Regions from separate parts of the Mus musculus genome. Here region 1 is linked to region 2. The links are chromatin loops, found by intact Hi-C in ENCODE. Cell type or tissue: heart. All regions are shown on one strand.

Region 1 (5,000 bases), 170 kb before region 2:
CACTCAGGATGATATCCTCCAGATCCATCCATTTGTCTAAGAATTTCATAAATTCATTGTTTTTAATAGCTGAATAGTACTCCATTGTGTAAATGTACTACATTTTCTGTATCCATTCTGGGTTCTTTCCAGCTTCTGGCTATTATAAATAAGGCTTCTATGAATATAGTAGAGCATGCGTCCTTATTACCAGTTGGAATATCTTCTGGGTATATGCCCAGGAGTTGTATAGCTGGGTCCTCAGGTAGTACTATGTCCAATTTTCTGAGGAACCACCAAACTGATTTCCAGAGTGGTTGTACCAGCTTGCAGTCCCACAAGCAATGAAGTGTTCCTCTTCCTTTACATTCTTGCCAGCATCTGCTGTCACCAGAGTGTTTGGTCTTAGCCATTCTGACTGGTGTGAGGTGGAATCTCAAGGTTGTTTTGATTTGCATTTCCCTGACGACTAAAGATGTTAAACATTTTTAAAGGTGCTTCTCAGCCATTCGGTATTCCTCAGTTAAGAATTCTTTATTTAGCTCTGTACCCCATTTTGTAATAGGGCCATTTGATTTTCTAGAGTCTAACTTCTTGAGTTCTTTGTACATTTTGAATATTAGCACTCTATCAGATTTAGGATTCGTAAAGATCTTTTTCCAATCTGTTGGTTACCTTTTTAAATACCCATGGAAGCAGTTACAGAGACAAAGTGTGGAGCAGAGACTGAAGGAATGACCATCCTGAGACTGCCCTACCTGAGGATCCATCTCATAAATAACCAACAAATCTAGACACAATTGCAGATGCCAACAAGAGCTTGCTGACAGGAGCCTGATATAGTGTCTCCTGAGAGGTTCTGCCAGTGCCTGTCAAATACAGAAGTGGATGCTCACAGCCATCCATTAGACTGAACACAGGGTCCCCAATGAAGGAGCTAGAGAAAGTACCCAAGGAGCAGAAGGGGTTTGCAGTCCCTTAGGAGGACCAACAACATGAACTAAACAGTATCTCCAGAGCTCCCTGGGACTAAACCAACAACCAAAGAAAACACATGATGGGATCCATGGCTCTAGCTGCGTATGTAACAGAGGATAGCCTAGTCAGTCATCAATGGGAGGAGAGGACCTTGGTCCTGTGAAGGTTCTATGCCCCAGTATAAGGGAATGCCAGGGCCAGGAAGTGAAAGTGGATGGGTTGGTGAGCACAGGGAGGTGGCAGGGGATAGGAGGGGTCTTTGGGGGGGGTGAAACTAGGAAAGAGGATAACATTTGAAATGTAAATAAAGAAAATATCTAAGGAAAAGAAATGAAATGTTATGCACACACCATTGCTGTTGTATGTTTGTCTTTCTGTATCCATGCTTGCATTTAGTCTTGTGCTCTCTACATTAAGTTGTGGGATGTGCACAAGAGTTCCTTCTTTATAAAAGATGGATATGTTACTGTGTGCTTAAACTGTCTGTTGTGAACTGTGTTGAAGTGAATGAGGGCACCTGTTTATGGTTTTGCTGCCTTGTATTTATTTACTTAAATTTTTTTAATTAGGTATTTTCTTCATTTACATTTCCAATGCTATCCCAAAAGTCCCCTATACCCTCCCCCCTCCACTCCCCCACCCACCCACTCCCACTTCTTGGCCCTGGCATTCCCCTGTACTGGGACATATAAAGTTTGCAAGACCAATGGGCCTCTCTTTCCAGTGATGGCCGACTAGGCCATCTTCTGCTACATATGCAGCTAGAGACACGAGCTCCGAGGGGTCATATTGACTTAAATGTTTTATACAGTATATTTTGACGATTTTCTTTCCCCTTCCCCAATCCTCCCAGATCTCTTCATCTCCATACCCTCCCAACTTCATGTTCTTTGTCTCTATAAGAAAGGAAAAAAGAAAGAAAAAGAAGAAAACAGGAAAGGAAATATCAAAACAGTTACTGGTTTTTCACTTTTCTTTTCTTTCTTTTTGTGTGTTTATGTGTTATATAATGTGAACAGTCACACAGGCATATGTGGAGCCAGAGGTGGACATCAGATCTTCCGTTTTGAGGGTTTCTCAGGGGACCTGGAGCTTTCTGGCTGGCTAGACTACTTGACCTAGAAGCCCACGAATGCTGCCATCTTCTCCTAGTGCTGGGATTACAGGTTCACCCTGCCACTCCCTATCATCCACACATTTTCATTAAAAGACTGGTTTGTATGTTATGAATCTGTGGGAACAGAAGCACACTGAGCATTAATAGCCCCATTTTATTGAGTATCAACTATGTGTCAGACTCTTAACCTATTCTGGGAAGTTGGTTTCCTTCTGCTGCCCTCACAGAGAGCTTGTCTAGGGAGCCAGTCTCTGGTCCTTAAGGCCACTCCCAGTGAGCAACTGAGCTGGAATTCCCTGGCTCCAATGTTTTTACAAACCCACAGTCTACATTTCCCAGGCTGTTTGACTGGTATAGACAGAATGGCTTGGCTCTTGTTGGGCCATTGCTTCAGCACCCAGCCTGGAACTCTATAAAATGTGCTCACTTCTGGGTCTCAGATTTGTCAACATCCTGCGAGTGAGTGAGCTGGAGCCCTGGCGGGTCTCCACAAAAACTGCTGGAAATCCCCGTGGATTTCTGAATCAGAGCTGCGTTTCTGACAGTCAGCAAGACCGAAAGTTCTTAGAAAATGTCCTCTGCCTCAGCAAGGGCTAGGAAGCCCCATTTTTCTTCGTGTCCAGAAACATAAAAATAAACATCTTCAAAGGCACAAAGAAAAGGAACATCGAGATCACTGCCTCGTGGCATTTGTATTTATGAAATATGGCTGTGAGTTTTGAGGTCTTTTGCTGACCTTTCCCAGCTGAATGCTATTATGTGGAGCCCACACAGGCAGGTTGAGAGCTGCTAGTGGGAGGGCGCGCTTTCCACTGTTTCTGTTCCTTCAGTATTTAGTAGGCTCCCTTGGTGTTCACTACCTGATGGTGGAGGACAGGATCTCAAGCATCCATCCTGCACTGTTCTCCTCTTCTCCTTCATAGACTTATTCTACTTCCAAGACAAGTCCTGATCATAAACAGTTGCTGAATGTTGATTCTCCATTTGGACGAAGGACTTTAAGTCAGTATTTTTCGTTCACTGTATTTATATATTGATATTTCTTCCTAATTATGAAATCTAAATCTATGTTTCACTAGTGACAATTTAACAAGTATTTCTCCTCACTGTGCTTTCCTGCATGTGGACACTATGTTTATTTTACTCACATTATAATAATCTATCTATAATCAGGAAGAAGCACTCAGAAGAGTCTGAGGAAAAGGAGGGTAGATACAAAGTTTTAGGAAAAATATAATCAGAAGTAAATTGGCTATACAATGTTGAGATTATAACAAACACAGATTTGGCCATATTTCATGCATAAACTCTACACTAAATATCAAACACCTATTTCACAATGAATTCCATATGAATTTAAAAAACATTTTCAGCTCTATTTCATTTTATTGAATTGCAGCTTGACAATTTAATACAGGTGTATAACATGTTCTGCTTATTCTCTGTCCCTACCCTCTCTTCTTTCTCTGCATTTCTAACAACTTTTCCCTCCCCATCAGTCCCTTTCCTAAGTTCATTAGTTCGGTGTTTGTCTCGCCACTTCCGTAGTTTGACCACTATCAATATGACAATTAGATTCCGAGTAGTATCAGTTAGAATCCGGTGGGGGCACCAATGCGTACACAATAGAAGATGACTATAGTCTTTAGGGATCCCTGGGCCCTTCCTCCATCTGTGACTGGCTGTTGGTGGCCTATTCTTGTGCAGACCCAGGATAATTACAGTTCTGGATTCTGCTTTATTTTTAAGGAACATGGCATGTTATACACTCTAAATTCTACTTGGACATAAAGCTGAATTTACCTACACTTAACTAAGAAACAGGGCTTTCCATTTAGGATTTTTAAAAAAGGAAATTAGGAAATTCAGATGTGAGATATCATGGAAGCCAGACAGTCTCTTCCTAGTTGCCTGCTTTGAAATTGCCAGGGATCAAGTATAGACAGAGTGGCAAAATGGCATAGCTGTGTAGAGCTGGAGTCAGAGTAGAGAGCAGAGGGCCATAACAATCAGGGTATATTTAGACAACATGGGTATCCAAGGGGAGTGAACTAAAATATTACTGACACAAGATATCAATGAGACCATGAATCAGCTCATCACAACTGATACTGAATATACAGGAAACCCTAAATAGTCATATTATTCATTATATACAATGGTTGGCCACCTTGTGTGGATTTTGTATGACCTTAAGTCACAAGCTCTTCCTTTTCCTGTCGGCCTGTAGGCCACTGTAGCTGTCTCTGTGTATGCTTGTACCCTGCTACGTGTGAGCTGCTTGTGCTAGCATGTTCCTGAGTGCGTGCAGGAGACTGCCTGTCTATTAGCCTCTGATGATTAAAGTTTGTCCTATCTGCCTGTGACTCCTCACTTCCTCTTCAACTTCGCAGCTTCCTTGACCCTCTTCTTTTCCTAGCTTCAGAGTCAGCAAACTGTAACCTGTGGCTCAGCAAACCCAGCCTCTGTGCCTTTGTTCACTGTGCAGTCCAGGGATGTTTTTGTTCTTTTACATAAATGTAATCTGGTGACTGAAGGCTATGAACTGTAAGTTAAATAATCCACTGAAAGAATTTCATTCCTTTAATCTCATTAATTTCAGGTGTATTAGTTAAGCCTGCATCAGAAAATAAAGTTTTACTAAATTTTTATACTTATAATGTCATGGATGACAGATAAGTGAAGATGGCATTCCTTCCATTATATGCGAATATCAACACACTATGATTGCTTTTGTTTTTTGGCTCACAAACCAAAAAAAAAAAGTTTGCAAATGTTTGCTGTCCCCTGTTTAAAAGGAAAAGCTATCAGGCAATTGTGGGGCTTAAAGGAAAATGAGGGTAAAGGGGAGTTAAGGAAAAATGATGTACTCTTACTGGTAAAGGAAAGAAACAGAATGTTCTTTCACTAGCTATGGAATCCATCA
Region 2 (5,000 bases):
AATAGGCACGTTCCAAAATAGAAGAGAAAGTCCAAACCAGAACTTTCTCCTGTAGAGTGAGGTTGGGGAAATCAACCAGGGCTCTAACACCTGACCTGAAGCATCTATAGGAAAACTCTATCTTGCACAGTTTTTTTTCAAAGAAAGAGGTTTGGGAAACCAGAGACACAAGGGACGGGTCTTTTAGAAAGCGCCAGAGGCAAGGTGGGACAAGTAGGACCACCCAGGGAAAACAGTTCCTGGGTACCCCTGTGTTTAGACTGGCGCAGTGAAGCTCCTTGGCATCAGGAAAGGTACATTTTCGGCTAAGTGTTGGATACCAAATGTATACATATCAAAGAGCTCTCATAAAGATGAACAAATTTTATTATTATGGGAGGAAACACTCTGAAAGCCTTCAATAGAGGCTAAAATAGTCAGCAAGCACCACTGCATTGGAATTAGAGGGTGGAGTTGCAGCCCCAAGTAATGTGTAGGTCAAACTTATATTTATTAGAGATCATTCTATGCTCGGATTTGGAAATAGCTCAAGCAGAATCATGATAGAACTCACTCTACCTTTAAAGTGAGATGCTAAAAATTTCGTTGTGGTATTTCTGCATCTCTGATAACTTTATGACTTGTCTAAATTAAGCAGCCAGGAGAAGTCTGGCTCTGGCTGTCTGAGTGTTTCAATTTCTCTATTTCAGAACACTTTGAAAAATAAAAACAAACTAGAGGGGGAAAAAACGTAAACTTTAACTTGAAGCCGCTCTGGGGGAAAAATTAAATCTGTAAGAGCTGTGGGAAGAATGTGACAGACTTGGAAAGTGTGCTTTTCCCTGTCCTCCCACTGGCTCTGAAGGTCCTGTCTGTCAGCAACCACTGAGCCCCCAGGGATCAGCTCTGAGGAACTGCTCCTGAACTGCCAAGTACAATGCGATGAAGTCGGCATCCCAGTCCCTCTAGGCCAAGGGGCTCCTGGCAGTGGTCCTCCAGCCCGAGGATGAGGCACCTTGACCTTGAAGCTGCATTTACTTCCTCTAACCTGCAGTGTTTCTTGTAGCTTGGGGTGGCTGAACAACGTCTGCCGCCCCCTGGTCCTTTGAGATCTCAGTAACACAGAGCCACATTCATTCAGTTCCCAGGGTAAGTTTCTCAGCATCCTTTTGCTTGCTTCCTCTCAAGAACTTGGAGAGACTGGGTCTGCGAATGCCTATCGGATTGAAGAGATTCCCTCCGGAAGAAGAAGGAACCAGGCAGTGGTTCGAGATGAAACAGTTCTGGCAGCCCTCCAAAGTCTCAACCCAGTTCCCCAAATTCCGATCTGGAATTGTTGGGGTCTGCTCCAAACTTCACCTACCTACCTAGTTCCTCTTAATCGATTCCAACAAAGGGCATCGTTCCTCACTAATCTGGAAGTAGTTTAAGTTCGAATAGATGCTGGACAGAAACCTTCAGCCTCCAAAAGCAGCCTTTCCAGGATCCATTCAAACCGGTTCAAGCACGTTGTGGGGACGTTTCCAATTTTCAAGGTTAAGCAGTCTGTGTAATAAGAGAATATTATGGTGCCTAGTTATCACTGGTAACACCTAGAGGACGACCTAAGCTTCATGGCTGAAATAAATAGAAAGGTAGCGGAGAGAGTTCATGAAGAATTCCCTGTCCTCTTTCTTTAGACATACAATGTGGATGTATTCTCCTGGGAACGGTAACTATAGACTTCTTTGTCCTGTTATAGGAGTCTCTCCCCTGAACATTATCTTCATAACATTGGAAAACATTCTGGAACATGTTTAAAATAGTTCGAACAAAAGTGGTGGATATTTTGGGGGGTTGTCCAGAAATAAGAAAACTAAAGATTTAACGGGGCTTTGGGATCCTTAGCTCTGCTATTTAAAACCTGCAGCGCCATCTCCTGACAAAAACGAGAATATCGTGGTGTATGATAGCATTTGAATACCAAAGCCTGAAATATCCAGGTACCAGAGACCCATTTTATTTTATGCCTCAAAAGTCATTTCAATGATAGCTTGGTTATGATTAAAAGCGTTATCTAGACATCTATGTCCATTAAATACTTCTAGTCATGATTCCCAAAACTAATCATTTGTAAAGAGAAGTTTGTGTTCTAGTTTTACATATACATCATTTTATACACTCAGATGTAGTTCTCTGGTGATTTATAATACATTTTATTTAGTAAATTGAATAAAAAATGTCTTCATAGAAATTAAATCACATGTTAATTTGTAAGTAAAACTGAACAATTTCATGCAAAGGATGCTGTAATCTTAAGTACTGTCAAGAATGAACACTTCGGTTAATATTTAGCTGTTCAGTTACTATTCAGATGATTTATCACAGTGTTGCAAAATGTGACTATTGTCGTCAAGAAGCAGCCCTCCACCCCCTGCTTTGAGGTATGTTGACTAGCACCTCTGGTGGAAAAAGAGTAGGAGTAGAGGTGATATTTCCAGACATGTTTGCATCCTCATAACAAACATCAGCAGGTAATCCAGCCGCATCACCTCAGAGACCTTCACGTTCTCTAGGCAACAGTTTCCTCACCATACAGTCCTGCAGAACAGCCAATCTAGGCTTTGCTCCTGAAATGTCATCTAGGGTAACACGTGTCCAGAAAAGCTTACTAGGATTGGCCATTCTTAACAGTTGGCATTTTTGAAGTGTATTTTTAAGAAAGCTCACTTTTTATTAATAAATCAAAAACTGGTAAAGTCCAAAGATAGGGCTGGGGTAGATAGCTGATGGAGTAACAAAGTGCTTGATTAACATGTCCAAAGTGCTAGATTTCATTTTCAACTTTGAAAAAAAAAAGAACCAGAGATGATACCCCTATTAAAACACTTCTCATTTATGATTGCATACACCGGCCAGCTGCTTGAAACACAAATACAAGTAGATATGCTTTTTGTAGTGTACAAAATATTATGAATAGCCTTCAAAAATAGCAGATCAAACAGTCAAAAGCAAATGTCATTACAGTGAAAGATTAATTTTATTTATTACAGTGAAGATCTATTAAGCTAAATATTTGGACTCGTTTACTCTGTCAATGTAAGAGCTCCTGTTTGAAAGAAATTTGATTATATATAGGAGGAACTAGATAAACAGATGGTTAGCTACAGAGCTGTTCACAGTAAAATTTGAAAGTTAGCATGGATAAGTTTGACACACTCTAAAACATTTTTGATGTGGTCACCTGATCTACTCTACCAATTGGATATTGTTGCCTATAATTATGTTAAGCGATATTAAAGAAATTTTAACTTGGCTGTATTATTAATACATTTCACTGAAAAGTATGGATTCAGTTGTCTGGTCAGAACACAGGGTGAGAAGCTCAGGAGAGGGCATGGAGGGAGGAAGAGATCACATGTGTGTGTGGTAAATTTGTACAGTATTTAAGTTAGTATTATAAATTAAATTAAAATTATATATATATATACATATATATATATATATATATATGTATGTATGTATTGGGGAGAAAGAGAGAGAGAGAGAGAGAGAGAGAGAGAGAGAGAGAGAGAGCTGGATACCCAGGAACTGAAGCAGGACTAAGAGAACCAGGGCTATGTCACAAGACTTGGGCTCAAGCTAACAAATACAAAACAGGAACTGACAGCTGCAAGACATGGTGAAATGAGTGTCAATACCAAACGGCATCTTCTTATGAAAATGTCCTTGCCTAATCTATGAAGGACTACACCTTACAACACCCTAAGTTTATACAATGCCCATTGGGAGAATGGCATCCCCACGCAGGTGCTATAGATACAGGAATACATTCTTCAAACTGACTTGATGTCAAAACAAAACAAAACAACAACAGCAGGAACAAAACCACTCTTGCTGTGGATGAGACATTCAGATTTTTTTTTAGAAACATTGTTTATATTTTTACTTCCTTCCTATATTTGTAAGAACAAAGCTCATGAAAAAAAATTAAAAGAAAGCAATTGGCAGAAAAGGAAATATATGTATTTGAATCCAAAGGTATAGAGTATGTATATATAGAACACATGGGAAGGACTGTCATAGAGGCAGTATGTTTCTTTTAAGAAATTTGTAAATTCACATCTGTAGGACTTGATTGCACTGCTCTGTGAATTATTTAATAAGATAAGAATAGCATTAACAGAATAGCATATCTACAGCACATTAGTATCTTAATATGTAATATTTGACAATTTCCTTGGCCTTACTTACGTTCAAGAGGAGAATGGGCCTATTAATCACGCCTTTTCTGACTTCCTTGTAGGATTAATCAATGGAGGCTGTGAAACTGTTTCTAAGGTGACACGAGTTTAATTTCAATACGATATTGTATTTCTTGGACTATTCCGCCTGGACAGGTTCAGTGATATTTCATCTGATAGTTTATTCTTGGTTTCTATTTTATTGACTTTTTTTTTCTATCATAACTTTGTAGTACTGGCAGGTTTCAGAGCACTTTTCAAAGAATGGGCCATGGTTGAGTCATTGGATGTAGCCATTGTTAGTGCGAAGCTTGTATCAAAGTCCTATTGGTTGGCTGTATCAATGCTGCAGGTTTCTCCTTTGCCTATGGCCCATCAGACAGTTTCAGTTAAACAAGAGAACTCATCTCAAAGAAACCATCTAGAATTAATTTTTAATGAGATATATGAAGACAGTGCCTGGCAAAGGTATAAATCTATTAATCTATTACTTCTCTTGCCTTTTGTCACCAGCTAAGATGATGATTTTCATTGAGAAAAAAAAATGCTTGTCTGAATAATGTGTTTTTTTTTTAATCTCAGCTATTTCTAGTGTGCTTCGTTATTCTTCAAGATAAATTTTACTCAATAATTAGGCTTCCTATAAATTTGGAAATACATGTTGTGTGAGTGAAGAACACTATTCTATAAAGACAGTTTTACAGACAGCAAGCAAAGAAAGGCCTTTCTGCACAAGGTAAAAAAACAAACAAACAAACAAAGAAAAACAAACAAACAAACAAAAAAACCCCAAGTTTT

Evidence for each region. A loop is a pair of places that touch in the nucleus more often than their neighbours do. Peaks named below come from ENCODE experiments on the same cell type or tissue, not always from the same donor. Only the 100,000 strongest peaks of a DNase experiment are listed, where the experiment ranks them.
Region 1: it touches region 2 in a loop (2.1-fold over the local background); 2 of 42 quality-filtered maps call a loop at or near these places.

What each region holds. Positions count from the first base shown.
Region 1 is chr3:18,213,112-18,218,111 of GRCm38, reverse strand. The region is part of intron 1 of Cyp7b1 (cytochrome P450, family 7, subfamily b, polypeptide 1); the gene reads left to right. Among named protein-coding and RNA genes, the nearest start is that of Cyp7b1, 28 kb to the left of the region's middle. In heart, no CTCF peak of the experiment used is centred here; a DNase peak (open chromatin) is centred at 2,511.
Region 2 is chr3:18,046,668-18,051,667 of GRCm38, reverse strand. No RefSeq gene overlaps it. Among named protein-coding and RNA genes, the nearest start is that of Bhlhe22, 5.2 kb to the left of the region's middle. In heart, a CTCF peak has its summit at 1,907 (motif pointing left); a DNase peak (open chromatin) is centred at 907; H3K27me3 peaks cover 2,002 bases.